Linked DNA regions of Mus musculus: all the other regions are linked to region 1. Evidence: chromatin loops called from intact Hi-C (ENCODE). Cell type or tissue: heart. All regions are shown on one strand.

Region 1 (8,000 bases):
GATGGGAAAAATGTAACTGTAATCTTAAGAGTAAAAAAGTAATAAGTGGTACATGATATAATAAATAATATAAAGTAAAGCTTTATCAGTATTCAAAATTACTTCATGGGATCAAAAGATGCCTTTCTCGAAGAAAATACTAGGCAACATTCAAGAATTCCCAGATTCTTTCAGATTGTACTTTAATTGAAAGCTTCTCTGCCATTGAACATGTCGAGAAAACAAACTGTATTTTGTGGGTTATAAAAATAAAAATAGTATATAAAGTTGGAATAAGGTGAAGTAGAGGTGAGTATGGAAGGAATTTGAGGGACAATGGGGGGGGGGGCACATGAAGGCATCAAGCTCACATAATTAAACCATTCTACTGAAAAAGAACCTCAAGGTTACTTCAAGTTTCTTTGTGTCATTTTGTTCACCTTATAAAATTGGTATCTGAACTGTAGAGTTGTGGTATGGATTAAATCATGTGGTTTCTGAACAGCAAATAGTCCTCATGGAAGCCTGCCCCAAAGCAAGAATGGGGGCCCTAGCATGGAAGAGAGAGAGAGGCCTGTCAATCATCACAGAAGAGTCACTACTTAGAGCTGGTTGCTTCCTCCCACCCCAGTGGGAATTCTAAGGTCTGATTTTGATGAGAAATGACAGGGACAAGACAGTAAGTATGAGACAGCAGCATCTGCCTTGGGATCTACAATTAAATTATCTCTCAAATTTTCACCAAAGTCTCCTTCTGTTTCTAAAACTATAATTTTACTAAGAATAACCTAAAATGAGAACATACATGAAGTTTTAGAAATAGCACTTGGAAATCGTAGAGCTGGCATTGCCTAAGCCATCTGAAGTCATTTTAAATTTTATTTGGGACGAAGGATGAACAAGGATAGGACAGGCCAATTTCTCGGGAGGCAGCAGGATGCGAACAGATGTCAGTGGTGGCAGATCATTGCAATTCCTGTCTGCGTTCTGCATGCATCCCAAAAAGAGAACATGAACGTCTTCGAACTGAAATGAAGAAAATAATTTTGGAAATACTCTTGGATGCCTGAGCTGGATGAGCACTCCTCAGAAACAATGAGGATCCAGTGAGGTGCATGTGAGGACAGGAGGCTTGTGTTGGGGGTAGCATCCCCTTTCTCCTCCCAGCAGTCTCTGAAGAAAGAGACTCTGAACAAAGAAAGAAACTTTGAACACTAGGGGATAGTATAAAAACTTTAAAAGTGGGAGTCTATTAATCCTGGCTTATTCCACCCATTAAGCACTTAGGTGACAGAAGCCAGCATGTGTGTGTGTGTGTGTGTCTGTGTGTGTGTGTGTATGTGTGTTTGTGTGTGTAGTCACCTAGCTAATAGTAGGAAAACAGTGATCATACCTTTTCCATTTCTGATCTGGGAGAAAGACTGGCCCATATAAACTGCTGCCTCAGTTCAGGGGAACGCCAGAGCCAAGAAGTGGGAGTGGGTGGGTGGGGGAGTGGGTGGGGGAGTGGGTAGGGGAGTGTGTGGGGTACTTTTGGAATAGTGTTGGAAATGTAAATGAAATAAATACCCAATTTTTTAAAAAAAGAAAAGTATAGAGCTTCTTGTATTAGAAGTTTGTCCACCCCTTCCATACCACAGTGCAGTGTAGGAGGTGGTGGGGCCTTTAAGAGGTGGGGCTTCATGCATCTCATCAGGTCATTGGAGGTACTGCTCTGTGGAGGAAGTAAGGGAGTTCTTACAGGACCTTGGTGAGTTCTCATGAGAGTGGGATGTTAGCATGGGGTGTCAGCAAGAATCACAATGACCTTTTCATCTCTGTCTCTGTATGATCACTTTCTTACTGTTGTGGGATTTGGGTGGCATGTTGGAAATACACTGACTGAGCTGTTACTCATCACATAGATGGCCATAGGCTGGACCAGTAGATGATCGGGCTCCAAAACTGACCTAGATGAGACAGACTTCTTATAAAGTAAGTACAAAAGGAGGAGAACACATAACGACAATTGCTAGGCTTGTGTTCACCTATTTGGAGAGCTTTCACGAGTTCCAGTGGACAGTGATGGTTGGAATACAGTGAAGAAGGCCATGCTAACTGCAGAATCAGCCATGTGTATCAAAGACCACAGTGACCTGTGAAAGGGGTACAGGATAGCACTGGGTGCAGATGAAAGGTCTGTAGAACCTGGGGCAAAGGGTGTGTCTAGTGATGTCATCAGGACAGTATTATAGGGAAAGGTGTACTATGTAAAGGATAAAATTGGAGGAGATAGAGCCATTCAGAAGTACTATTTAAAATGGGTAAATAAAACAGAAAAAAATTAACAGAGGTTGAAAGACAGTTGGAGCTCAAGGTATGCATAGGAGACAAGATGGAGCAGGGGTTGTCCTTGGAGAAATGAGGCATACTGAGTCAGGGATACTGCTATTTCAAGTGTGAGCTAGCTTGAACTTGATTTTGGTGCAAGCTGCTGAAATATCTGGACAGACCCAGACAGGATCCAAGCTCTGTGGGGAAGATGAATCTAGTCTACAATGAATGGCAGCCAGAAAGGATTTCAGACAGAGAGATCAGATAGGAGCTAGCTATTAGTAAGAAGTTCACTGCAGATAAAGAATGATCACACGGGGGTGGGGTAGAGGTGGGGGTTGTGGGGGTGGGGCTGGGAGAAGAGGAAGAGTCTTTGATAGATCTTGGTCAAAGTTAAAAGGGGCGGGGTGGGGGGGCGGGAGGGAGAGATCCTTAGGGCAAGGTGACCGAAGTCACAAAGGAATTAAGGTCTTTTGTTTATCTGTGAAATGAGGGGCACATTGTGCTTTGGGGGCTCATTTACCTAACAGTATAATTCTCTCCATAAGGCATGGAATAGCTAGTGAGCTCTTAGTTTCATCCTGTGACTCCACCAAGCCCAAGAAAAACAGCCTCAGTTAAGCGCAGCCCTGCTGTCCCCGGGATTTCCTTGTTGCAGGAGTATGAGGCAGATTAGTGGGCTCCCAAACACAGTCTTGACAGCGAGGGGTGGGGGTGGGGGGCTGGGGAGGTTAAGGGGTTGGGATGAGGGGGAGCTAGGGGTTCTTCAGTTAGCACTGCAAGGCCAGCAGTCAGGCTGGCCTTTTTCAAACTTGTACCCACAGCTCCATCTGCTGGTGGTGGGATCCCTGGCCTGTGGGCTCTGTGTACTTAAGACCTTATTTTGTGTCCCCAAACACCTCTGTCCACATTTCACCCTTCTCTTTGCAGTCATAGAAACACACTCACAAGAGTGTGAATGTGCATACACACACATAGACACACACTGACACCCAAAAATACGCATGTGCAACTAGGAAGATGCAGACACAGGTAGAGAAAAGCTGATAGATAATCATGCACAAACACAGATTCATAGAAACTCTGCCAAACATAGAAGTACACAGGGAAAGATACACATACAAGGATATACATACACAGGCATACAGAGGAAAGCGCACACACACACACACACACACACACACACAGAGAGAGAGAGAGAGAGAGAGAGAGAGAGAGAGAGAGAGAGAGAGAGAGATTAATTTCTGCCACCTCCTGTGATGTACAAGGTGCAAGCACCTTCCTGCTATATCTGGGTGGCTTCTTGTTCCCCCCCAGCCCTCTAATTCTGGAGCCCTGCAGCCTGCCCGGAGGCAAGGCCTGGGGTGAGAGTTGAACCAGATTCCCTCCTTAGCCCAGTGTAAGTGCAAACAGCAGGTGGCCAGGAGGAGTACTTGGGAGGGCTCATGGTTGGACATCTGAAAAGTTAATTTCTTGGTTAATTTACCTTTGTGCCTATAACAGAACCTATGATTGCATCCTGCTCTCTCTTCAAGAATCCAGGAGACTGGAAGGAGAGAGGGAGCCCTGCTTTCAACACTCCTACACCTGCTCCCCCCCCCCCCCACTCCATCTTGGCAGCCTCACTGTGTTCCAGCTTGCATTCCCCAACAACTGGCGAGACAAGCTGGCCCCTCCTACCTTTCCTATTAACCTACTTTCCCTGAAGACACTAGTTTGTCTAAAGAAGCTTAAGTTCAAATGAATTTTATTTTTAAACCAGAAAATTTACGACACTGTAATGAAAATAGTCACTTTTTAAAAACCTTTTAAGGAAAAAAAAAAAAAAAAGGAAAGAAAGAAATGCCATTCCCAGCTACATCTCTTAATGGCTGCCTCCTGGAGGCAGACTAAGTGATGGCTCTAACCAACCTGTTTAAAATGTGAGAGAGGTTACTGCAGAAGTAATCCAAGGGTGTCTCGACTGCAAATACGAATGCCTTTGTCAGCGATCTCTGGCGCCATGCAGGGCACAGGTATTTTTAGCCCACGCAGATATGCAGGGGACACATGTGCACAAGCTGAATTCTGTGAGATGGGTTCTGAATCCTGACTCTCCATTCCTGTGGGCTTTGGAGCTCTGACAAAGTGGCTGGCTATGGCTGCAGACAAACGGGTCAGGGTCTCTGATTTGTGCCCAGTTCTCCGGCCTACGGAACCCAGACTGAGATGTAGCATCTCTATGGCAACTGCTGTAGCCTCCATAGATGTCAGCGATGACAGAAAGGGCTGCTATAGACCCCATAGACACTCCTGCTTTGGTCTGTTGTTTTGGTTTTTCCCTTTGCACATCTGGAACAAGGCTGAACAGAAAAGGAATGGTGAAATTCCCGAGGCATCTCCTTGTGTGCAAATTATAGTACAATGATATAGTATATGTGTGATCTGCATGTCTGAAGGTGGGTATAGTGTATACGGTGTTAGAAAGCACATGTGTGCTGCCCATGTTGCACACATGAGAGGTGTGTAGTGCATTGGTAATGTTGAGTGCTTACAGTTTTATTCAGGTGCTTATATTCGTGAGTGAGTTTCTCTCTCTCTCTCTCTCTCTCTCTCTCTGTGTGTGTGTGTGTGTGTGTGTGTGTGTGTGTGTGTGTGTGTGTGTGTAAGAGAGAGAGAGAGAGAGAGAGAGAGAGAGAGAGAGAGAGAAAGATCTACCAGTCCAGGTCATGCATATGTACATGACTATAGTAAATCTTCTAGTTTGGTATGGTCTGTAGTTAGTTACTTAGTTAGTTTATTTTGACCAGCAGGTAAATGGGCAGTAGGAGGCAGCTGACTCTTACTTCCCTCCTAGGGTGAACAAAGTGTAGCAACTGCCTTTGGACTGCTTTTACACTCACCAGCCATAGTCCGTCTCAACACATGCTCACGGGGATTCTGGACACACCCACATTCAAACATCAGTTTCTATCACACTCATAAGTACATTCCTAACTCGGAAATACTGCATTCTCCATTCCTGTTTGCATGGATGTTGTGAAACACAGCTTTCGCCATTTGTTACCAGTGGCTTTGGGTAAGCCACTTTATCTTTATAAGCCTCAGTATTCTTATCAAGAATGGGTTACAGGCCCAGGGCTTCAGGGCATGTAGACCTTGTCTCCTAGTGGACACTGTGATAAAGCGTGACTGGGTCCCGTGGTAAAGAACATAGTGTCACAGAGCGCAGTCCCTGTGTCGCAAAGGGATAATGAACAGTTCTTGCCTCCATGAACACAGAAACTGACAGGACCAGTCAGCCAGGGGCTACCCAGGCCAGAAACTTTGAGAGGAAGGCAGAGCTGAGATTAAATCACAGGAGTTAGCAAGAGGCAGATGTTAACCCAACAGTCAGAGACATTCTGACTAACAGAACTGTCCCATAAAAGACCAGTAGGTGACAAGCTTCCTCTCCCTAGTTGTGTTCAAACAATGCCAGGCACTCCTGGTCAGACATGGCATGTGGAGAGCCTCTTTGATGTAGCTGAAAGTTTGACTATATCAAAATCAAAATTGAGCGCTCTCCCAATGCTCTCAGCCTTTGTTTCTGTGAAACAGAAAGAGGGTATTAGCACTCCAGTTTCCCCCTTGAAACCTAACACTCTAGAAGTCCTTGGTCCCTGCTGGAGGCCAAGAAATAATAGGAAGCCTCCGGTGTTGGGTTGCTGTGCACTGGGACCATTAACTGATCCACTTAGTGCAGGAGGGACAGTGCGAGTGAGAATCAAGTTTAAAATGATAATTAGCTCGAGTGATAGACTTAATTGAAACTGCTTAGTCCAATGAGAGGATGTCTTGGGTCAGCCCAGCTCATTACCCTCTCCAGCAGCAGGAGATCGAGGCCCTCATCTGGCAAACTCCAGTGACCAGCCCCACCATAGACAGAGCAGACATTTAACAGGCTTTTCTCCCCAGCGAATTCTGTCTTTATTGATCTCTGTTTCATCTGTTGGTCTGTTTTTCTTTGTTCTTCTATTCTTCTCTAACTCTTTACTCATAAGACAGGAACAGTCTATACCAAACTAGCCAGTTCTTCCAATTATCTGCCACAGGCTAACTCTTTGATTGATCTAACTCAACAACTGATACTACTCTTTCTTCCTTCTCATTCTCCTGCCTCCTACTACTGCATCTTTAGGCTAAGCATGCACGTATTGAGTCTTCTTACAAGTTTGATTAGCCATTCTGCCAACCTCATTCCCACAGGCTAACGCAATTCCTAGGACTCCCTCATAGGACACTCACTGGTTTATGTGATATTTGATTATGCTTAGTAACACACCATGTCACCGTCACTATATCTGATTTTTAAATATGAGGGAATCAAAATGAATCCAAAGTATGACCAAGCCCATGCAAGCTCTATAGTGGCCACATTCCTGTTTGACAGGTGGCAGAAGATCCTGAGCCTGCAGTGTGATTTCAGTGGGTGGCAGGGGTGTGTGTGTGTGTGTGTGTGTGTGTGTGTGTGTGTGTGTGTAGGGGGTCACCAATAGAAGATTCAAAGGAACACAACTAAGACTGCACTCATGCTGCCTATATTCTGGGCTGAGAACTGAGGCTCTCAGCAGTTGTGGCCTATAGGCTAATCTCAAAAAGCACATGAAGAACCCTTCTCCCACTATGCCATCATTAGTTTCCTGCTCTTGGACTTCATACTGGGTTGCATTTTTACAGCTCCAAGAATAGATCACCTAGTGCTGGTGAATCTGAGGTGTGCCTGAGAGACTTCAATCACCATTTCTGGGCCCAGGTCACTGTCATTCTTGGAGACACTCTGAATAGGCCTGGGGTGCTGCATAGTAGAGTCAAAAGGATTCCAAGAATATCTTCTAACCTAAGCCTGAAAAAAAAAAAAAAAAAAAAAGGACCAGGATGTAGAGGAACCAGGAAATGAAAATGGAGACATCAAGACATCAATAGAGTGAGCATGAAATCTGTCTCAAAGCACATTTTAATGGACACAAGTACAGAAGGGAGAAACACCGTATCAGTCCACTTTTCAAGGCTATGATGAAATCCTCAAGGCTGGATTACAAAGAAAAAGGTTACTTAGCCCATACCCCTGAAGGCCCAAGGGCATCGCATTACCATTACCTCTGCTCTGAGAGCTTTGTGGCTGATGTTGCTATCATGGAAGAATGTCTGTGGAGAGATCATCTCCCAGACAAGGAGCCAAAGATTGAAACCAGGTCCCATATTCCTTTCCGAGGGCACCAGCACCTAATGATCTTGCGTATCCATAATAGTTCCATCACCTCTTCACAGTGCCATACTAGGACCTATTGCTTGAAACTTCGATAGACGCATTCTAGATTCAACCAACCAGCACACATACGAACAGGAATTCCCTAAGGGAAATCTCGCTGCTTCACTGTGACGACTTTCCCTCCCTGCCTGCTTGGCTGCTTTTCTTGAGGTGCTGGGAGAGGTGTGAACGGGTGGGTGTGCAGGTGAATGTGCGTGTACAAACTGGAAGTCAATCTTGAGGGTTGTTTCTTAGGAGCCATCTGGCTTACGTTTTGAGACAAGGCCCCTGCCTGGAATCTGGGGCTCGTTGATGGATTAGTCTGGACTGGCTGGGATCCACCTGTCTGGCTGCCTCTCTCTCCAGCCCTGCCTTTCTATGTGGGTTCTGGAGATTAAGCAGAGAAGCTTGAATAGCAGGCGCATATTCTGAGTTACCT
Region 2 (8,000 bases), 51 kb before region 1:
ATATACATAAGTTTATATATGTCGATATAGTCATATAAAATACCATTATGCATAAAGTCATTTGCACTACTTTAGTTTCACCCAACACATCATGGGATAGGTAGCAACTGTTCTCTTCAAACAAAGAGACTAATGTTTTTTGTCTGAAAACACACTGAAAAGATGCCTACATCACACTGAAAAGATGCCTACATCACACTGAAAAGATGCCTACATCAGGGCTGCTTAGGCTTCTGACTCCAAGCTCATGTTCCCTCTTGTGCACCATTCTGTCCTGCAACACACGCCCACTGCAATATAAGTTGGAACTCTGTACTCTGTGTCCGAGACCTTTGTCTCCACCAGCTGTCACTCAGTTAAATTTCTGTTTATCTTTTTTCTTTGCTCGAACAAGAAATCTGAAAATGCATCCTAAACCCAGTACATTTTTCATGTTCTAAAAACACTATTTTTTGGTTTTGGTTTTGGTTTTTTAGCATCTGCATACATCTCTACATGCATACAGATACATATACTATTGGTAGTATTCTCTATTATCTTTACTGGTTATCAATTATAATAGAAATTTACCAACTTTCCTGTTCCTTTGGAAACAAAATGATTTTTAGTGAAATGTTCAGCCCTAAAGAATAGGTACATATCAATAGTATTTAGTTTTATGCTTTTCCATGATAACCCAGAAGAGATGTGAATGGTCCTATTCCACATATCTAAAGAAAAAAGAAAAAGAAAGAAAGAAAGAGAGAGAGAGAGAGAGAGAGGGAGGGAGGGAGGGAGGGAGGGAGGGAGGGAGGGAGGGAGGGAGGAAGGAAGGAAGGAAGAAAGAAAGAAAGAAAGAAAGAAAGAAAGAAAGAAAGAAAGAAAGGAAGGAAGGAAGGAAGGAAGGAAGGAAGAAAGAAAGGACGAAGGAAGGAAAACAAAGAAAGATAGATAGAGCCCAGCCCTGCCCATTGGACCTCAACCACTTGGCATCCAGATGCACTGAACTATGGCATCCTTATAGAATTGTTTCTATCTCGAATCGTTTGATGTCCTGCTCTGGGAAAACACCTGAAAATATTTGAGGGATTGTGTAAAGCCCAAGGTTGTCGATATCTGAAGCAAAAGATCAATGGTAGAACTTGGAATAATACTTCCTTGGAACAAAACCATTCAGCTCCAGGATTCAGAAAAGGGTCCTGGGGATGCAGACTGACTCTCTGTGTGTCCATGCCACAAACTACATAAACCCTCTTTATGCCCAAGCCTGAAATCAAAGCTCATGAAAAAAGGAACTCCTTGTTACTCAAGGAAGAGCAAGCAAGTATACTAGGTTCATGGAACAGAGGGACTTGATTCAGAAGGTAAAATGCATAAAAGGGGTCCAGCTCTCTGGCAGAGAAAGTGTCCAAAAGCAAGGCCCAGGAGCCTGTTACCTGATCTTGTCATATGAGGGAAAGCCCCACTTTTGTTTTCTGGTCTGTATTAGAACAACAACTGCATCTCTTTTGTGATTCCACTGAGAAAGCACTAAACCCCAAGGATTAGCACAGGTGAAGCAGGCTTGTCCCACACAGAATCAGAACTGTCATGTAACACTGTGCGTTGGTCCAAAGAAAGCAGAGTTAGGTAAGAACTGAGAACATAGTGACTCAATAAACCAGTTGTATCAGAGGCACACCCAATAGATCTTCAGAATGGTTTATTATTCAGTGGGCAAAGCCACTTTCCTTTAGGCACATACAGCCTGGTGAGCCCAGAGGCAGAGATTGGAGGTCATGCTGGATGTATTTTTCTCACACTGGAGCAAGACTGATTGTCATCACCTTCACTACACGTAAAACCATGTGGCTGACCTTCACGGTCCCTGTAATTCTTCCACACTTCAAAATGTTGTGTGTCCTTCGATAACTATTTCTACAGAGTACTTCTGGTAAATGGAAGAGAGACTGAAAACTGGGTTGCCTCTCTGTACCCTTTTGGGTTCCAGTAAAACCCAATACATCCTCCCTTCTGTCCCATAGTTAGTTGAGTTTTCATGTTTCCCATGTTGGTTTCCAGCTCCTCAGTGGGCTCAGCATAATTCTAGAAACTTCCATGCAAGGGAGCATTTGCCCATGTTCCTTAGAGCCATGGTAGACAGGCTGGATGCCTGAGTTGTTCCTCAGGGGAGCACAGTCAGCATCTCTGAGAGGGGGCAAGGAAGGAAGCCCAGGCAGGCTTCCTTCGTGGCATTGCTATTCGGAAGGAGGGAACCCATAAGCAGGGATCAATAGTCCCACTATGAGACAACTGCTGCCAGGGGACTCTAAAAATAGATGCTGGGAAGGGGATGTTTTTCTGCCCTCCTCCTCATCTTAAGTAGGCTACTTTCTCTAAGGTACATCTGGCACAGCATCAGGAACATTTCCCCCAAAGATTGGAAGACTGGGTAGTAAAGTGGCCTGCCAGAGAGGAAGGCACAGATCTCAAATAAGGAACAAACTCCCAGCACAGCCCATCTGTGTGCAGCTCAGGGAGACCTCAGCTCAACAGATGGCATGTATTTGGAACCAGCACACAAGTAACTCCTCAGGAACTACCCTACATCACATGTGACCAGGGCAACTGTGATGGTAGACCGAGGACACCCCAGGTCAAGGGACACAAGGTAAAGAGAGACAGGGGAGTGGGGAGGGGAGTGATCTCAGACACACACTTCTTCAATCATTCGTACAGGTACTGTGTTGATCACTTGCTGTAGCAAAGACACTGGTGAATGCCAATATGCTAAATAAGCCAGAGGGTTTACCTAACCCCAAGAAACTCACTGTACTAGAGAAGAAGGTAACCAAACAAAAGAATGGAATGACTTCAGACAGAGATGAGTGCTCAGGAGAAAGCTGCCACTCTGGTAAGCCAATGTGAAAACACTAAGGCGCTGGGGGGGCGGGGGTTGACATTTGAATTGGGGCAAAATCAGAAATAACTGTGGATAGCATTATTCTTAGTAGTAAGGACAACCAAAGTAAAGCCCTTGGGCAAAGCCATATGCTAAACACTGGGATAAACACCCAAGGAAGACATAGTTCTGCCTTCCAGGACCCTCAGAGTATCTCAGGAACTATCAGAGACCCATAAAGAACCCAGTTTTCTACATCTGGAAGGGGAATCTCTAGATCTACCACAATCTTCTGTGGTACTTTATGGTGTTGCAATATAAAAACTCAGCCTTAATCTTGTACATTAAGTCAGACTTTCTATCTTTAACTCATCCACGAAAAAACATGATGGTTGAGCCACTACAACTCTAGACACAAGACAGGGAGCAGAGACAGTCTCTGGCTTGCTCCCATACCCAGGAAATAGTTCACTTTTGTAGTAGCTGTTTTATTAGTGGAAGGTTCCTCACTGGGCAGAGCCATTGAGTGGCATTCTGATGTTTCCTCAAGGTTTGTACTTGAGCTTGACTAGCCCAGTAGCCATCTTGGGTTCTGAGCTACTTAGTACCATCTCTACTTGTTCTCAGTCCTAACCACTGAGAGCCTCCCTCCACCAGGGGGCACTGTGCTCAGAGCCTCCCCTGTTGCCATCCTAGCCCCATGTATTAATCTGGATTATCTTGTTCACAGGCTGGCCCTGGTGAGTGCACCCAGGACTCCTTCCACACTTCATCTCTTGGCTTTGCACCTTTCCTGAGAGAACCACACAATAAATCTTTATTGTTTGATCACTGTTAACATACAAAAGAAAGTCAGAGAAATCCGGGAAGGCGTGAAGAGTGTTTTGTTTTGTTTTTAACTCATCTGTTTAGTGAGGGAGCTCATGACGTTAAAAGGTGTGATCTTTGCTCTCCCATAATACACTCAGGCCACTCAGAAAGACAGTTACACAACACTACAAAGAAGAAAATGATGGCAGACATTAATCCCCACTGGGGAAGTAGGAAGACACGGTGTTTATTGGGCCCTGATAAGTCTTGGGAAATCTCAATGTACATGGTCTAGTTCTGTTGCTTGCTACTGCTGGGAGTTCAGATAAATGATGCTCTTTGAGTCTCAACTCTCTCATCCATAAAATGGGAGATAATTAAATGAATTTCAGAGAGTAGGGAAGATTAACTGTAATAGTTCATAGTACTATAGAGGCTGGTCAATAAGTGATAATACTACTCAACTTACTAACATCATCATTAGTTAACCTCCTGCTAGACCCAGTTCAAAAATTCCTAGCTATTCCACCTTCATCAAATAATTTTTTTTTCCTGCGAGAGGAGAGGTTAGACTAGGGATCCATCAGGAATTCCGAACAAAGCAAGCACGTTAACAGTAAAGCCATCTCCTCATTTAACAGTAAAATTCTCCAAGAGAGGCTAATTCTTCATGCCAATGCCTCCGTTTTCTCATCTGTAAAATGTGATAATAGTAGCAACTTCATAATGATTATTATTAGAATTCACTTATAATGTTAGGAGGTTGAATGACAGATAGGATATTATATAAAGCACTTTAGTATTCCCTAATACAAGGCGACTTCTCAACAACACTGGGATATTTAGTTTAAAATTCTGTGTCATGTGATCTCACCAAGATGGAAAGTTTAGAAAGGCCTGCAACTCTGTACAGATTGCCAGTGCGGTTGTTTCCTAGTATCTCCAGAAAGATCACTAGAGATAATTAGATAAACTTTTAAAGTTTCTACAAAGTAGAATTTGTTGCTGAGACATTTATTCTCTTTAAGGACTACAAAAGACCTCCAGGATAATACTGATGAGAACAAAGCCAAATAAAAAGTAACCAGCGCAGAAAGCCCTCTGCTGGTCATGAGGGGAACTGCAGTCTTGCTGCAGGGTGGCCTTCCATGTGAGCAGAGGACTTCAGCCCCTATTTCTTGATCAGAAAGAAGACCCTGGATCATCTCATCCCTCAGTTTTAGGGTTCCATCCACTGAGACGTCCACCCTCCTGAAAGTCGCAAAGATATTCGGTCTTTTGGCCTGACACAGCATAGCTTAGATGGTGACCATCCTGATGTATATATAGGGAAGCAGCCTCACCCATATCCTCATAGTGTTGTTTGTGTTCAAACAAGACCACTGTGTGAACTGTCTGCGAAACTGTAAACAAACGCTGGTGTCTGAAAGAGACTACGGCAAGAGCAAAGCAGTCAATACATAATAATGCCCTGTTAGAAACAAGTCCAGGGCCCTGGCACCTGCTGGATACAGTCACTCTCAAAAGGCCATATCCTCCTGAACTATGGGACTACTGCTGTCCTGGGGTGACATTTTGGTCACTCCAATCCCCTTGCTTCCCTTAGAATGTGAGAGTCACTGTGGAGGTCTATTGATAGCTTCAGATCTCTAGGTCACTGACCAACTTCTTTTCTCTTTTGTCACTGTTCTGTGTGTGGATAGGTGTCTATGTGTATCTAAAACAATCCACCATAGATAGTGTCTCTATTTTGTCCCTGGAGGTCTGCTCCCTGTAGCCAAGGATTAGGGTCAGAGGGGGCATCTACAGAACACTAAATTTTCTTGACTATATTGTTTAGAGGTTTGTCTTTGTTTTGAAGAAGTCTGGAACCGATGCATATTTAAAACCAGATAGTTCATCTTAATCTAAAGTAGTCCCTACAAAGTTCATTCATGTGACAATAAGTAACCAGGAGTTCCTTGGAGTCATAAGAGTTAGGTCCTCAAAGACAAAGGATTTGGGGATGTTTGCAGCCCCTTGTGTGGTTTCTTTAAATCACGTGTATTTTTTGAAAATGTCCTCACAACTCAACTCTGTAATATCAGCACTCACTCCCCAAGATCGTCTGTCCTGTGGGTACCCTGTGCACAGTCCACAGGTACTCCAAGCTCATCACTGATGGAACCAGGACATTTGGCACCAAGGCCAAGGTTCATTTCCCAAGAATCTCCACGTTAGAGGATGAAAATAGTTTCCTGTTGCCTGCAGTCAGTACCATTGGCCAGTTTTTAAAACTTTATTAAAAAGGACACACTAAGTCAAGGAGAGGTACGGAGAGTTGCTTGCTCCCTTAAAAATTCCAGAGATGAGAATTTCCCATTACAATCATCCGGCGTGTAGCCCTCCTGTGAGTGGTGTGGTTTTATCAACTGGAAATGGAGTCAGTGCTTCAGTAGCAATATCGCGAGGGAGACAGTCTTGCCCCACTTAGCACAAAATGTAGCTAAGATTCTTCTCCTCCTCCTCCCCAGAGCTTGCAACCCTCAACCCCAGAACCGACCCAACACAACACTAAAGCTTAGGGTTTGCTGAGTGCCAAGTTTTGTACATGCTGCTTTGGTGAGCATGCATAACAATCAGAGCACGGTCCACTCGTGTAGAAGGCATTCTCCACAGACAAATCACAGTCCATGGTACCAGTGTCCAAAAGCCACATTCAGACAGGAAATCACATCTGCCTCTGCCCACCGTATCATGGAACAGACAACCCAGGAAAAAAACGTTAGTAAAATCCAGGCTCAGGAAAAGAGGTTTTTTTTTTTTGCAGAGTCCAGACCCTGTGGCAACTCTCAATGGCACGGGTAGTGCGAGGGCATCCACACCAAGCCAGATCCCTGCTTTGGGACTCATTAACTTCAGCAGGGAGATCATCCATGCTGAGTCTCAGCCAAGCCCCAGGTCACCATAGCTGTCAGGCTCGGGAAAAGGCAGTAGCAGGACCATTGGCTTCAAAATAAGACAGCTATCCCTCACCTTTAACAAACCCTTGGGTCAAAGGAGCCAGGTTTGGAAAGCACAGCTCTCCCCTAGCATTACCCTGAGGTTGCCACATTCCTTGGTAGAGCAGTTAGCTCATCCAGGAATTGTGCAGCGCAGCAAGCTAGGGATCTCTCCACTAGCCCTGGCTTGCTCCAGAGCACACACCCGCACCCCTGCCCCTTTGCCCCAGCCGAAACAAATCATCATTTAGTAGAGTGGCAGTTCCCTACCTGAGGGTGGCGCTCTCCCCCTGCCTGACCGTCACGTTGTCCATAGCTTTGGGAAAGGTGGCATCTCCGCTACGCACCGGCACTCCTGTGGGTACAAGGAATAGCAGCCTGAGAGACACGACCACGAGGCACTTCCAGGGCAGGAACAGGTACCCACAGACCCCCATTCTCGACAGCCACAACTTCCCAGAACTCCGGTAGTGGCACGCACACGCCCCCCGGGCGAGCACAGGAAGTGGGTGGGGTGGGGAGTGAGCGCGGGGACCCAGCGATGAACTAGCGGCGACCGCGCGATGCACTGGGAGGAGAAAAGCGCGCAGACTCCTCCAAGTCTAATATTCCTCCCCTAAATCCAGCCTCAGCTCGCAGCCTCCGAGAACCAGTTTCCACACACATCCGAGGCGGACTTTCTCCGTGCTGCCTGTAGCCAGGAAGGTGGCCAGGAAGGAGAAGCGCAAGGCAGGCAAGCAGGCGCACAGGTGCGGGTCTCAGAAGCTGCCTCTTCCCCGTAGCAGTTCAGGCATGGCACTTTGGACAGGAGTAAGCACTTTGGTATCCAACGGGGTTGTGGCTGGGTTGAATCCAGCTACCCAGATGTGGTCTACGATTCCTCAGTCGAACGAGAGGAAATCCAGCACTTTCTTAAGTTTCAGAGCAAGGCTCGGCGCCAGAAACAATCTGGAACAATAGCAGATGGAAAGTAGAGCACGCAAGAGGCGGCACGGAGGGAGCAAGGAGGCGCCTGCTAAGCCGGCTTCCTGCAATCCGGACTCGGGAATCCTGCCGCAGAGCCACGGTCAACTTGCTCAGAGCCCAGATTCGCGCTGCAGCTTGGGCTGTCTCTGCAGCGCAGCAGCAAGGTTGGAGCGGCGCGGCAGGGGCGGACCGCAGCGGTCCCTAGCCCGCTCTCTGGCTCGCTGCAGAAGACGAAGCGCAGTCGGCACCACCGGAGCCGCGGACGCCACGCTCAGCGGCCGCCCCCGGCCTCCGCGCTGCCTTCCTCCCGGGAGCAGCCCCGACGCGCGCGGGCCCCGACCGCCGGGGTTGTCATGGCAGCAGCTCCATCCCTGACCGCCACT
Region 3 (8,000 bases), 1.1 Mb before region 1:
TAAATAAAGAAAATATACAATAACAGAAAGAGAAAAGGAAAGGAGAGGAGAGGAGGAGAGGGGAAAGGAGGGGAGGGGAGGGGAGGGGAGGGGAGGGGAGGGAAGGGAAGGGAAGGGAAGGGAAGGGAAGGGAAGGGAAGGGAAGGGAAGGGAAGGGAAGGGAAGGGAAGGGAGGAAAAAAGAAAAAGCAGGCTGAGCAAGCCAAAGGGGAAAAATCAATAAGCACAATAAGCAGCATTCCTGTACGGTTCTGCTTCCAGGTTCCTGCTTGAGTTTCTGCCCTGCCTTCCCTCAATTATGGACTCTTATGGGGTTCTATAAGCCAAACAAACCCCTGCCTTCCCAAGTTGCTTTTGGTCATTGTGTTTGTCTCAGCAACAGAGGCCAAACTAGGACACATTGCTGGATATTTATTGTTGCATATCAAGAGTCATTGGTACTTTTTAAAGCTTCAGGTGTAGCTGCTGACAAGTGAGGGTTGCTGTGGTTCATTTGATTGCAAGCTTACTTGTGAGAAGTGTCCATGAAGAGATGTTCAGCGTGCCTTTAGGTGTACCTGTGAGGGGGCCATCAGTCTCCTAACTAAGAGAGAAAGCCACTTTGAATATGATATCCAAGGCCAGGTTGGGATTTGTTCTGCTCTCTCAGTGTTAGGCAGCGTTTGCATCACCATGGCAGAGACGGAGGGAAAACAACCTGAAGAGGTTTACTTGTTTGGGTGCAGGGCTTGAGGGGGTTCGGTCCTTGGGTGCTCAGCCACGTGGGCTTGCGCAGGGCTTGAGGGGGTTCGGTCCTTGGGTGCTCAGCTACGTGGGCTTGCGCAGAACATCCTGGCCATGGGATCAGGTGATGGGGAAGATTATGCGCTCTTGACAGATCAGTAGCAGACAGAGAGGGAACCAAATATACCCATCAAAGACAACTCTAGATACTTATTTTCTTCAGCTCTGCCCACTGCCCAAAGATCCCCCACATCTTCCACACAGAGCACCTGGCTGGGGACCAACTTCAATACAAAGGCCCACAGGGTATGTTTTATACTCAAGCTTTAATACTCTGTCTGATGGTAGCCCTAAGGTAATTGGCTGAGTTTGCCCCTCCCTGCCCACCCTGCCATGGCGCTCAGCCTCATCCCTGTCCAGAAGCAGCAATGCAGACTGACCATGGACTGAAACCTCTGAGCAGATGAGACAAGAGAAACCTCACTTGTAAGTTACTCCATCAGGCATTTTGTCACAGCAATGAAAAGTCTGGCACCGGCATTGCAATAATAGCATTCTATTCCTAAGGCAGTTCATTAAATGATGCAAAGTGGCAGTATCCAGAGGGCCCTGGACAATCCATGGTTGCTGATATGAAAAGCTCTTCAAATAGCATTCTTGTTTACTTTGATTACACACTAATGGTGTTCACCTGATTATGAACATCTTGCAGACAGAGGTGATGCTGCCCTCATCATGCCAGCACCAAGTCCAAGCCCTGGATTTGGAAGCAGCTTCAACACTTTTAATGTACACTGTATTGAAAGGGCATTGGGCTCACAGGTTACCTCCCAGTCCCCAGACATTCATTTCAACCAGCCCAGACTGCAAACACAGCTTTATACTTGAAAATCCATATCTGGGTCTTTAACCATCAGTGCCCAAAGCAGTTGCTTGTATGTGGGATGGCTGTGTTAAAACAGATCATGTGCACACTTCCCTAGCTGAACTAGGAAAGCTGAGTACTGCCTTGGAGGCAGCTCCTGTCTCTCCCAGCTCCTCCCCTTCTTCTCTTAACTCCTCCTCCGTGCACTCACACTGACCTGGTAGATTCCCAGTCTTTTGGAAGGGCTTGTATTAAAAGTTTCATTAGAGAATCACGCCAGGGGTTTTAAACAGCAGCGATCTAGCTGTAAAGGCTTGGAAGCAGTCCCCGAGTGTGCACCAGGAGTGGGCTGATGGCGGCAGTGCCAGCCACTGCAGCGCACTGGGACTCCCGCCCTGAATCTTATTTACATTGGGACTAACAATAGCTCTGCAGCCTGGCTATAAATAATTTCTGGGGAAGAGTTGTCTAATTAAACGTGCAGCAGTAAGGAAAGTGCTTTAACCACAAGGCTGGTGTCCTAATGAACGTAATCACTGTATGGGGACAGCTTAGGAATCACATCCAGACACCTCCCTGTGGAGGTAGGGAGGTAGAGGGGAAATTCGTAGGAAGAATTTCCAATCAATATTTAATTGTGCATTGTGTTAAACTAGTTTAGGGTCCTCTTTCTCCTTCTCTTTCCTCATATCAAGAGGTAAAAGGGATTTGAAAATGTAGCTTTGTAGCATGGCTTGAGCCTCAGATTCCAGTGAGACAATTGTCTCCAAGTTTTCAATGCATGGCAATTACTAGGATACACAAAAAAATATTAATTAGTAAGTGGCTTGTAAATTCTGATGGGTCCTGCCTTTAAAGAAAAAGAAGTGGGGAGTCGAATTGAAGTTTTATTCTGTCTCTGACCATGTCTGCTCCGGACTTGGTGCCCTTTAGGGCCAGGCAGTGTCCTGTGTCCTTTGGTTTCTCCAGGTCAAGCATTGGGAAGATATGACTATTCCCCCTGGATGAAGGCAATCAACTGTCATCAGTGCAGGGACAGCAGGCTTCTGCTGATATCCGAGCTACTATGAGCAGATCAGCAAGGAAGCCCAGTTCAGCCATACCTGATTCTGCTTCAGTGGAAACAACACTGTGAATTAGCTTGAGGGAAAAGTCTGTAGGATACAGGGTGGTAGTCTTTCCTTGTTATTTACAACACAGTTCTAAGGATAAAGAGGGGACCATGTGAGAAAGAATACCGTGTCATCAGGCTAATGTTTTTAAGTAATATAGGAACCATATATACAAACATCTGCAAGGACATAGTTAGAATATGTATATACAGATATTAGGTAGTTTGATGCCTTTGTGTGTGTGTGTGTGTGTGTGTGTGTGTGTGTATGAGTGAGTTTGCGAGCAAATTTGAGCACACACATGCCTTGGATATAGACTAGCTATTGCATATTGCTATGGTAACCTGCATGCTCTTGAAGACTAGTTTAAAGCATGGAAAGAGAGTATACATGTGTAGAGGTACCCCAGGCCAAGCTGCATAGAAACAGCAGGCCAACACTCACTCCATATACCCCCTGACAGTCAGAGATATAGGCATTAAGTGTGGGCACCTGTGATGAATCAAATTCACCACTGGATGTCAACGTTGCTCTAGCTAATTAGAAGACCTGCAGAAATCCTATTCTCTCTTATACTGGGGGTAGGTTTAATCTATGGAATAAATGTACCAGGGAGGAGGAGGTAAAAGCATCAACCTTCTGAAAGAGTCCACAAAGCAGAATCGGGGAACCAAATTTGGCATTTCTTCTTTCAGCCACCACTGTCCATCTAATAATCTTCTAGTTGCTTTTTCTTTATTACTCGGCTCTCCAATTAACACTCCCAGTTCTACTACATAATATAACCATTCATTTTCCTTATTGTCTAGCACTTACCACCCACATGCACATGCCAGAGTCTGAATGACAAGAGGGTAGAATTCTCATTTCTGCCATGTATATGTCTATAACTCAGCCTGATACAAAACAAATGTTTGCTAAGTATTTGATCGGAATAGATAAATGACCAATAGCGGAACTGATAATGTTTAGTTAGTAAATATAAACACAAACAGAGACCTTACGCCAATAGTAATGGGAGTTCTGTCTTCTGGGAAATGTGTGACAGTGTGGCTGGAGAAGAAAGGGCAAATGAGGATACCTAAGCTTGGAAGTGTCAAGTCACAAAGCCTGGGGGTGTCAAGGGTGTGCTGCTACTGTGACTGGGGATGGAAGATTAGCTTCTCTCAACCATAGCTCCCTGGTCAGTACAACAGAATAATTGTAACCTACCACATCTATGGAGGAGGCTTGTGGAGATCACATGTCACAGGCTACTACACAATGTACTTGGCCTGGGATAATACCATCCAGGTCCTTCTTAAGTCTCAAGTATGTTATGAGCACAAAGAACGACACACAACAAGGGGATTATTAACCTTACCCAATGGCATAGAAACTGTAGACCTCTTCCAAGTAATTCACTTTAACCACAGAAGGTCAATTTAACCAGGAATAACAAATGTAGTGGTAGTAGTAGTAGTAGCAGTAGCAGTAATAATAATATTATTAATAATAATAATGATGAAGCAGAGTTCAAAAACCATCTTGGAGAAGATGCAATGGGCCCAGTCATGGTGCTAGGGGGCTGTGAAATGTTTTTCCTTCAAGGGGTGAGCCTCTAGTCTGCTGGGTGTTTCTTCTATTCTATGGACATGTTGGCAGCATCAGGGACTTCCATGGCAGCCGTGCTAGCATCATTCTGAATCCATATGCTTAATTTTTAATAAATAAATGAAATCAAATTAAGCAAAAAAGAAAAATAGGTCTACAGTGTGGAGGCATTTCAAATTATTTACTGTGCTGTCACTTTAGGCTCATTGATGCTTGTTAATTTTTTTGAATTTGATGATAAGCACCATTTATAAGCTAAATAAGACATTATTAGCAGTATCCTGGCAGAAATGTACAAGGACACCGCTAAGCTAAGGTGAAAAATGCATTATTGAATGAAATTTAATTAGTAGATTTTGTTCTATTAGTGGTTTGAATATTGCATTTAGGAAAATAAATATAAATATGATCCAGGCAATCTTTCCAGTGAGAAAATGTCACTGGTAATATAACATCACTCCTACTCTTTCAGGCAGATGTGGGATGAAAATTGATGTCTTGGTCTCTTGCCAGTCAAAAGATTTTCTGGTTTGTGGTTCTGATAATAGCTAAGTAGAGGGGAGATGCCTTGTGTGCAGCTCCCGTGGGTAGGAAGAAGGGTACCTGGTGAGAATTAGTGTTAGCCTTTTTCTCACAGTAGTCCATTGAGCAGTGCATCTCAGAGAACTGGATGGTGGTTATAGTTTGCTTCAGTGATGTCTTAGTTAGGGGTCTCTATGGCTGTGAAGAGACATCATGACCACAGCAAATCTTATAAAAGAAAACATTTAATTGTGGCTGGCATACAGTTCAGAGGTTTAGGCTGTTATCATCATGGCAGGAAGCATGGTGGCATACGGGCAGGCATGCTGATGGAGAAGGAGCTAGGAGTTGTACATCTGCATCCACAGGCAGCAGGAAGAGAATGAAGCATGCTTCCTCTAACAAGGCCACACCCATTGCAACAAATCCTCACATCCCAAAATGTAACTCCCTATGAGCCTATGGGGAACATTTTATTTTCAAACCACTACATTCCACCCTCTGGTCCCCAGAGGCTTGTAGCCATATCATAATGCAGAAATGCATTCGTCCAAACTTCAAAAGTCCCCATTGTCTATAACAGTCTCAAACTTGTTTAAAAATCTGAAGTCTCTTCAGAGTTTCTTGTAGTCTCTTCAATGCAATCCCTTGTAAAAATCAGCATCAAAAAGCAGATTACATACTTCCAATATAAAATTGTACAGGATATGTATTACCGCCCTTCCCCCCTCCCCCCCCAAAAAAAATAAAAGGTAGGGAAGGAAGCTTAGTGAGGAAATACAGGACCAAAGCAAGACTAAAAACAAAATAGGCAAATTCCAAACTTTGCATCTCTATGTCTGATGTCAAAATGTTCATATCTCAAACTTCTTTCAGCTTTGCTGATTGCAGAACACTCTTTTCTCCTGGGCTGGTTCCACGCCTTGTTAGGAGCTTTCCTAGGCAGGTATCCCATGGCTCTGGCATCTCCAACATTTTGAGGTCTCCAAGGCAATCCAGGTTTTACCTTCACAGCTTGACACAATGGCTTCTCTAGGCCTCCATGAGGGAACACCACTGACATATGCCTGGCCTCAGTGGCTTTCCTCAGTGGGGGGAGATTCCATAACCTGCTTTGCTATTCTTGACTCTAAATTCAGAACCTTTTAGTTGAAGCTGCCAAGTTCTGCTTCTTGCTGGGGCAGAAACATGACACCCCCATTCAGTTATATCATCACCAGCTTTCTGTATTTGATGGTTTCCTTCATTGTCTAAGCTCAGCTGTCCTGAAACTTTCTGTGTATCAGGCTAACGTTAAACTCAGAGAACTTTCTTAAACCAATACAGGTGGCCCTTTAATGTAATATTATCTATCCCAATTCCCCAGTGGGGCAACACAGTTTAATCATATCACCAGCAGACATAAAGTTTATACAATTTGTTTTTCTTAAGCAAGTACATTACCCACTTCATCCAGTTAATATACACAATAATTGCATGAATTTGGTTACTAATATCTCTACTTTAATAATGAGGTCAGTGGGTCTTGGGGTACTTGGACTACTTACTGTAAGCCACACAGATAACAAACTAAGTTTTCCATGTTGTGCAGTTGCTTATCCATACACTGGAGGTAATGGTAACCTACCATGCAGTGTACTGTCAGATTAAGTTCCATGAGGACTACAGTACACTTAATTTGATTAAAATAAATGTTATTCTGAGCTTCCTATCTTCCCTGACCCTTTAATTTCTGGTGTCATCTCAAAACAAACATGTTCAGTCATCAGAATTCTCATTTCTAGGTGGTCAATGTGAAATCGTGCAGATCATAGCTCTGTTATATGACAAATAGAAAAACCAAAAGGTCTCCTCTTCCTCCTGAGGTTGTTGAGAGAAACACTTTGACAATCATAGGAGAGAGCAATAGAAATGTAAGCTGTATTACTGCTGTGGTTGTTAGTACACACAGTCATTTCCTTGCTTCAATGCCAAGTCACACTAACAGCAGTATTGGGAGTATAGATGGCGGAGATGAAGACTTTAAGAACATTTCTTTGCAGAGTTCAACTGGAGGTAAGTACAGATGCTCTCTGAGTCATGCACATTTATTTTATGGACAGCCAATATATAAGAAGTGGGGGCATCATCACTAGCCATCTACTCTAGCAAGCAGTGCTGGGAATTCTGTTTCTTTGACTATATTTTTGTGACCATTCTGACTCCTTACTACTACCCATTGCTCTTAAGTTTAGATAGCTCACATGGGGACTCATCTGCCCTCGGTTTTCCTTTGTGCCAGCTTTATAATCTCTCTCAAGTGTGTCATGTCCTTTCAACTTCCAGGAGTCACCTAACCTTGATCATGTGGGTCCCTAAATTCTTTCACACTACAGATTCTTCTGTCTCTTGTTTCTTGTGCTGATTTTGGCAGCCCAAGAATAACTTTAAATTGTCATAAAATAATTGCTTTAGTTGGAGACTTAAATTAATGACAGAATTGAAGAATTTATTTTTAAGTAAGTCATATGAAGATCAAACATATCATGAAAGATTTAAGAGAATTCCAGGCACATGAAACTGGAGTATTATAAATAATGGCCTCTAGCCCATGAAGATAAGTAGGTTGGTTTTCTCAGTATCTTTTTTTTTTCATTTTTTTAATGTTCTTTTTTTTATTGGGTATTTATTTCATTTACATTTCCAACGCTATCCCAAAAGTCTCCCACCCACTCCCCCATCCACCCACTCCCACTTCCTGACCCTGGCATTCCCCTGTACTGAGGCATATAAAGTTTGCACTACCAATGGGCCTCACTTTCCACTGATGGCCAACTAGGCCATCTTCTGATTCATATGCAGCTAGAGACACGAGCTCCGGGGGAGGGGAGGTACTGGTTAGTTCATATTGTTGTTCCACCTATAGGATTGCAGATCCCTTTAGCCCCTTGGGTACTTTCTCTAGCTCCTCCATTGGGGGCCCTGTGATCCAACCAATAGCTGACTGTGAGCATCCACTTCTGTGTTTCCTAGGCCCTGGCATAGTCTCACGAGAGACAGCTCTATCTGGGTCCTTTCAGCAAAATCTTGCTAGTGTAGGCAATGGTGTCAGCATTTGGAAGCTGATTATGGGATGGATCCCTGGATATGGCAGTCTCTAGATGGTCCATCCTTTCGTCTCAGCTCCAAACTTTGTCTCTGTAACTC

The links. Peaks named below come from ENCODE experiments on the same cell type or tissue, not always from the same donor. Only the 100,000 strongest peaks of a DNase experiment are listed, where the experiment ranks them.
Region 2: it touches region 1 in a loop (4-fold over the local background); 11 of 42 quality-filtered maps call a loop at or near these places.
Region 3: a loop joins it to region 1, with 5 times the contacts of the local background. A loop is called at or near these places in 2 of 42 quality-filtered maps.

Annotation. Positions count from the first base shown.
Region 1 is chr9:29,455,267-29,463,266 of GRCm38, forward strand. It overlaps a transcript of Ntm not described here. Among named protein-coding and RNA genes, the nearest start is that of Ntm, 47 kb to the left of the region's middle. In heart, a CTCF peak has its summit at 3,136 (motif pointing left); no DNase peak of the experiment used is centred here; H3K27ac peaks cover 199 bases; H3K27me3 peaks cover 256 bases.
Region 2 is chr9:29,404,635-29,412,634 of GRCm38, forward strand. Ntm (neurotrimin) reads right to left here. Exons shown (of 7, transcript NM_001357602.1): 1 at 6,922-8,000. The coding sequence starts at 7,088. Among named protein-coding and RNA genes, the nearest start is that of Ntm, 4.0 kb to the right of the region's middle. In heart, CTCF peaks have their summits at 3,518 (motif pointing right) and 6,920; no DNase peak of the experiment used is centred here; H3K4me3 peaks cover 2,210 bases; H3K27ac peaks cover 930 bases; H3K27me3 peaks cover 1,160 bases.
Region 3 is chr9:28,334,879-28,342,878 of GRCm38, forward strand. All of the region lies in intron 1 of Opcml (opioid binding protein/cell adhesion molecule-like), which reads left to right. Among named protein-coding and RNA genes, the nearest start is that of Gm39313, 57 kb to the right of the region's middle. In heart, a CTCF peak has its summit at 3,237; no DNase peak of the experiment used is centred here.